Linked DNA regions of Homo sapiens: region 2 is linked to region 1. The links are chromatin contacts, found by Hi-C or POLR2A ChIA-PET in ENCODE. All regions are on one chromosome and are shown on one strand. Each heading gives the region's core, a stretch centred on a gene start or an enhancer-like site at or near the end of the contact. The rest is flanking DNA. Distances are from core to core; before and after follow the strand shown. Region 1 overlaps REV3L (REV3 like, DNA directed polymerase zeta catalytic subunit). Region 2 overlaps REV3L (REV3 like, DNA directed polymerase zeta catalytic subunit).

Region 1 (3,394 bases), core at 390-2,889:
AAAAAAAAGTCATAGTCTGTTAAAAAAAAAAAAAAAAAGCCTCGGCTGGGGATCATGGCTCACGCCTATAATCCCAGCACTTTGGGAGGCTGAGGCAGGAGGATCACTTGAGGGCAGGAGTTTGAGACCAGCCTGGCCAACATGGCAAAACCCCATCTCTACTAAAAATACAAAAATTAGCAGGGTATGGTGGCAGGCACCTATAATCCCAGCTACTTGGGAGGCTGAGGTAGGACAATCGCTTGAGCCAGGGAGGCAGAGGTTACAGTGAGCTGAGATTGTGCCACTGCACTCCAGCCTGGGCAACAGAGTGAGACTCCATTTCAAAAATAATAAATTAAAAATAAAATAATAAAAATTAAAATTTAAAATTAGCCAGGCATGGTGGCGGGCACCCGCAATCCCAGCTACTAAGGAGGCTGAGGCAGGAGAATCACTTGAACCTAGGAGGCAGAGGTTGCAGTGAACTGAGATCATGCCACTGCACTCCAGCCTGGGCAACAGAATGAGACGCTCTCTCTCATCTCAAAAAAAAAAAAAAAAAGAAAGAAAAGAAAGCCTCAGTACATTTCAAAAAGTAGAAATATTACAAATGAATGTAATACAATGCTATAAAATGGTAATTAATTACAAACTAAAAAAAAAAGTGATCCTTCCACTTGTAAATTCTGTTAAACAAAATGAAAACACTGCAAATCAGATTCTAGATGGCAGACCTCAGAGAAAAATTCATCACCTTAACACTGTTAATCATAAACATGAAAGAATGAAAGCAAATGAAGCAAGCATCTGACTGAAAAATTTTTTTTGAGACGGAGTCTCACTGTTGCCCAGGCTGGAGTGTAGTTGGTGCAATCTTGGCTCACTGCAACCTCTGCCTTCCAGGTTCAAGCAATTCTCCTGCCTCAGCCTCCCGAGTAGCTGGGATTACAGGCATGCACCACCACGCCCAGCTAATTTTCGTATTTTTAGTGGAGACAGTTTCACCATGTTGGCCAGGTGGTCTCAAACTCCTGACCTCAGGTGATCCACCTGCCTCTGCCTCCCAGAGTACTAGGATTACAGGCATGAGCCACTGTGCCCAGCCTTGACTAAATTTTTTTTGAACAAGAAAGCCAAAGGATAGTAAAAAGAATAAAGATTAAAGCAGATATTTTTTAAGTGCCTGCCTCCCTATGTGCTACAAAGTAGATGTCCGGGTTGGGGCACTAAAGTTTTAAATGTAAGCCTGAATCAAGCTATAATGCTCAGGGTTTAAACCAGTAAAGGATCTTGAAACTAAACACTGAGTTAAATTTAGTGAGTCAAGTAATTCCATCCTGGCTTATTTATCAGACAAGCACAGAAAGAGCTTAAATATTTATCAGTTTGTCCTGGCACCTGAATGTAACTGCAATTCATAGAGCTGTAATACAGAAATTCTATATTTGGGAATAGATTTGAGTCTCTTGGCAGAGATCTAATTAGCAAAGGCTTCATCATAGAACAGCATACTCAGTCTTCATGGAGCATACTGAAGCACATGTTTGTAAGCAGTCTGCTTGTGACAATATCATAATATTGGATACAGTAACCAGTCTACTTAGAAAAAGTGTGCCCTTCGGTTAACTGGAAGATAACTGGGGCAAAGAACAAAACTTCACTGGCCTGTGAGCCATCTCTGAAACTGAAACCCTTTGATAAATATAGATCAAAGAATTCACTAGAGCGTATTTGATTTCTCTTAAAAGACAATCCAGAGTAGTTGTTGCCATTTGGTATGGCTTTTTTAAAATCACTTGTCTACACTATTCAGGTGAAAGTCGGCCTGCATTTTCTTAACCTTTGGAGTCTTCATTGGCATCCTTTTTAATTTTTTTATGTTCTTCATGTTTTATAACCTTTTTTTTAACTATATATGCAACTTGAGACTTTAAAGTATTTTTAAAAATTGATCATTGTGTAAAACATTATAGTGCTTCTCTTTTTAAAAATTGCCTTATGATTTATTATTTTCCTTAAGATCAGATCTTATTATACATCCAAATCATCTGGGAAGCCTTAAGAAGTACAGATTCTTAGGCTTTCATGCCTGGAGATTCTGACTCATTATGGGTCTGGGATGGGGCACTTGTTTATTTTTAAGCTCATTGTTAGCCAGGGTTAAGAACCACTGGTCTGCACCACTACTTTCAAATTCACATTATTTGATTTTTTTTTTTTTTGAAATTTTACAGCTGGGTCTCTGGGGGTGACATCACATGTTGGCAGGTTCCTTGATGCCCCTTGAGCCACAAAACCAGCAAGTTTTTATTAGGGGTTTCAAAAGGGGAGGGGTGTACGAATAGGGAGTGGGTCACATGCTTCAAAGGCAGTAAAATATCACAACAGCAAAGAGGCAGAGTGAGATCACAAGGCCAGGGTGAAACTAGAATTACTGATGAAGGTCCATGTCGTGCTGGGCACACATTGTCATTGATAAACATCTTAACAGGAAACAGGGTTCGTGATCAGACAACCAGTCTGACTAGAATTCGCCAGGCTGGAATTTCCTAATCCTAGCAAGCCTGGGGGTGCTGCAGGAGGCCAGGGCATATTTCATCCCGTGTCTACAACTGCATAAGACAGACACTCCCAGAGTGGCCATTTTAGAGACCTACCCCTGAGAATGCATTCGTTTTCCCGGGGTTATTCCTTGCTGAGAAAAGAATTCAGCGATATTTCTCCTATTCGCTTTCTGAAAGAAGAGAAATATGACTCTGTTCTGCCAGGCCCTGCAGGCAGTCAGATTTTATGGTTATCTCCCTTATTCCCTGCAAATCGCTGTTATCCTGTTCTTTTCAAGGTGCTCAGATTTCATATTGTTCAAACACACATGCTTTACAAACAATTTGTGCAGATAACGCAATCACCACAGGGTCCTGAGGCGATATACATCCTCAGCTTACGGAGATGACGGAATTAAAAGATTAAAGACAGGCATAGGAAATTATAAGAGTATTGATTGGGGAAGTGATAAATGTTCATGAAATCTTCACAATTCATGTTCAGAGATTGCAGTAAAGACAGGCATAAGAAATTATGAAAGTATTAATTTGGGGAACTAACAAATGTCCATGAAATCTTCACAATTTATGTTTTTCTGCTGTGGCTTCAGCAGGTTGCTTTTCTCTTCTGGAATACGAAAAAGAGTAACTTTTTTATGATTGGCATATGAGAATATAGTCTAAGTACTTTGAAAACGTGTTTATAGTTCATGTAAGAGACATTCTTTGGTAATTGGGTAGCTTATGTAGATTTTAATAGGATTCCATTGTAAATGAAAGTTAATCTTAGGAATTAAATGAATCCTTAGGGAAATTTGTACTCTATCTTTACAAAATAATATCCTTTAGAAATGTCTCAACATAGGGTA
Region 2 (3,214 bases), core at 695-3,194, 100 kb before region 1:
TACATCCATTCTCTCCTCGCTGCCTATTCCGTGAAAGAAATTTTTCCTCCTCACCTCTGAGGCTCAAGATTCATCTTCTTTGATGTTTTCAAGGATCGCTTCCATCTGTCGGCTATTCCCGTCTTTCTTTCCAATTCCATTTTAATATTAATAAAACTTTGCTAATTATACGCACACATTCATACTCATAGAAACACCTTTCTCATTTAGCCATTCTCCTTGAAAGATTTATCTATACTTTGTGTATCCAACTTCTTACCTCCCATTCATTGTTTGTTTGTTTTGAATTGGAATCTTGCCCTGTTGCTCAGGCTGGAGGTCAATGGCACGATCTCAGCTCACTGTAACCTCATCCTCCGGGGTTCATGCAATTCTCCTGCCTCAGCCTCCTGAGTAGTTAGGATTACAGGCACCACCACCACGTCTGACTAATTTTTTTGTATTTTTAGTAAGGACAGGGTTTCTCCATGTTGGCCAGGCTGGTCTAGAACCCCTGACCTCAAGTGATCCACCTGCCTCAGCCTCCCAAAGTGCTGGGATTACAAGCACAAGCCACTGTGCTCGGCTTTCCCATTCACTCTTTAACTTACTACAATATGGCTTCTACCCCAACCATTTTACTGAAAATTGCTTTCACTAATGACCTCTGTGTTGCTAAATCCAATTTTAGGTCCTTACTTTTTGACCTCATGGTGATGCTTATGGTGCCTTAAAACAATCCTAAATGTTAGCTTCTGTGATATATACCACCTCTAGTTTTTCTCATTCCAGTGTGATCAATCATATTTCTGCCATTTTGTTGGTTTACATTTTAACATCTATGGTTGTTTCTTAGAATTCTGCCTTAGACTTTCATCTTTACTCTGTATATTTTCTGTTCCCTCTACAGACTTATTTACTCCCATGGGTTTGTTTGGTTTTAACTTTTGTTTTTGTTTATCTTTATGCTTTTGACTTCCAAATGTATATGAATAGCCTCATTTCTCTCTAGAGCTTCTAAACAATATATCAAACCATCTACTGGATAGATGGAATAGCCGAGTGGTTAAGAGTGAGGGCTCACAAGGCAGAGAAATTTTGATTTGAATTTTAGCCCCTTTGTTTTTTTAAGACACAGGATCTTGCTCTGTTGCCCAGGATGGCATGCAGTGGCGCCATCATACCTCACTGTAACCTGGAACTCCTGGGCTCAGGTGGTCCTCCCACCTCAGAGCTCTTCTATCTTTTGTGTGATTTTTAAATCTAAGATAATTTCTTTATTTATAAAATGGAGATGATCGTACCACAGACTTGTAATAAACATTACTTGTAATAAAGTACGTTAGCACAGTATCCAATATATAGTGCTCAGAAATGTTAGTTACCTCTGCTGTGTTAATAAAATGATTATTATTTTCTTTATGATTCATTTCCAATATTATTATTGGATCCCCACTATACCTAAATGCCCTTGTGTCTAAATTGAGTTTATCCTTATTCCCCTTCCAAAAAATCCCAAACCAATTTTTCTTACAGTTCTTCCCCTTTCAAATAATTGCACCACCACTAACCAGCTGCTTAAGCAAGAAATCTAGGCATCACCCTCAGCCCCTTTTCTGTCTCACCCTTCACATCTAGTTAGTCATCAAGGCCTGATCATTTCACCCCTTATATGTCTCCTGAATCAGTACATTTCTATGATCCTTGTTATAGCCACCATCCTTAGTTTTTCCACAACAGCCTATTTACTCCTTACCTGTAGTCTTCTGTGTTCTATAGCTAGTCTGGTGATGTCACTTTTCTGCTATTCACCTCTCAGACAAATTTCACTACCTCTTCAAATGTCTTAACAGGCTCTTCATGCTCTTACTTCTCATTACTTCTCTATCCCTGCCTCTGACACTAGGTCACAGTCTTACTCAGTGGTTTCAGTTCCTGAATAAGCCGTGTTTTCTCGTGACCCTTTACATGTGCAGTTTTATTTACGTGAATACTCTTCCCTCTCTTCAGAGAAAAAAGTGCCTCTAGTTCATCATTTAGTCTCTTGCTTAGAGAGTTTCTCTAAGGTTTTGCAGAAACCACCTCTGTACCTCTATCTGTTTAGTATCTTTTCTAGATGTTTAATGTATTTCCCCACATAGTACTTAACTATGCTGTATATAATTGTCTGTTGTTTGTATTCGTCATCATGAAGGGAAAAAAAATACTCAGGAAAGAAAAATATCAAAATGGCAATACCTCTGAGTGGTGGGATTATAAGTAATGATTTCTTTTCCTTTTTTGAATATTAATCTTTTCAAAATTATTTGTTATTTTTAAAAGAAAAATTTTATTTTAAAAACCTTTTAATTTTTAAATATAGTTAGTATCAAATTGGTTTAAGACAAAATATTCTTCATCCATGCAGTTTTTTGTTATTCAGAACATGTTGCTTACTTGAAAACTTGATTGAAACTTTTAATTTCTAACAAAATACAAATTTCCGGTAAAATTGAGATGGAAATTTTGTGTGCTAATAAGTGCTTTGTTCTGTATATTTCTATAATCATTGTTTCATTTAACATTTTAGGGAACATAATTTTATGATAAAACTTTTTTTTTCTAATTTAGGATATGTGAACTTTTGCAAAGCGGAGCCATAATGAATAAATTTTACCAGCCTCATGAAGCGCATATTCCCTACCTCCTACAGCTCTTCATTGACTACAATCTTTATGGCATGAATTTAATAAATCTGGCTGCTGTCAAGTTCCGAAAAGCAAGAAGGAAAAGTAAGGTTAATTTTCAGTCAAATTAAATTTTTGTCAAATTAAAGTTTTGAAACAAGTGTTATATAGTCAGTGATTTATAAAATAATATATATTTAGAAAATAAATGTTGAGTGACTAAAGAATGAAAAGAAATACATGCAAAGTGGGATTAGAGATTGTCAGGAAAAGCATCTCAGAAAAAATTTTTTTTGGTAACAGCTTTATTGAGTTATAATTTATATCCGTTTAAAGAGGACAGTTTGATGGTTTTTAGTATACAGGCTACCTAAAAGGTATTGTGGGTTTAGTTCTAGACCACTGCAAAAGTGAACCCTTTACACTGCTTAGCAATTGATATGTATTGTGATTCTTTTTTTTTTTTAACCTCAGACCTTAATGTTACTTTTTATATTTTAGGAATAGTATATGATACACAATTCTAGAAATCCCTGGAGTTGTTAGAGCCTTGTTACTTTAGTCCAGCA

Evidence for each region. A loop is a pair of places that touch in the nucleus more often than their neighbours do. ChIA-PET counts read pairs that join two places held with the same protein, here RNA polymerase II (POLR2A). Pooled maps may share reads with other maps.
Region 2: a loop to region 1 is called in a map of GM18951, with 3 times the contacts of the local background. The contact joins two enhancer-like sites. A Hi-C loop is called at or near these places in 1 of 168 maps with a recorded cell type or tissue (GM18951), 2 of 37 single-sample maps with no recorded cell type and 4 of 50 pooled maps. POLR2A ChIA-PET finds 5 or more read pairs at or near these places in 5 of 52 experiments (AG04450, BJ, OCI-LY7 and 2 more).

The regions. Positions count from the first base shown.
Region 1 is chr6:111,300,316-111,303,709 of GRCh38, reverse strand. The region is part of intron 31 of REV3L (REV3 like, DNA directed polymerase zeta catalytic subunit); the gene reads left to right. Among named protein-coding and RNA genes, the nearest start is that of SLC60A2, 43 kb to the right of the region's middle. Within about 2 kb of position 1,639, at least 2 of the 41 ENCODE cell types and tissues checked have a DNase peak (open chromatin) inside an H3K27ac peak, as active enhancers do; they include OCI-LY7, where a contact is called at or near this core.
Region 2 is chr6:111,405,006-111,408,219 of GRCh38, reverse strand. REV3L (REV3 like, DNA directed polymerase zeta catalytic subunit) reads left to right here. Exons shown (of 32, transcript NM_001372078.1): 4 at 2,590-2,750. Among named protein-coding and RNA genes, the nearest start is that of REV3L, 77 kb to the left of the region's middle. Within about 2 kb of position 1,944, at least 3 of the 41 ENCODE cell types and tissues checked have a DNase peak (open chromatin) inside an H3K27ac peak, as active enhancers do; they include OCI-LY7, where a contact is called at or near this core.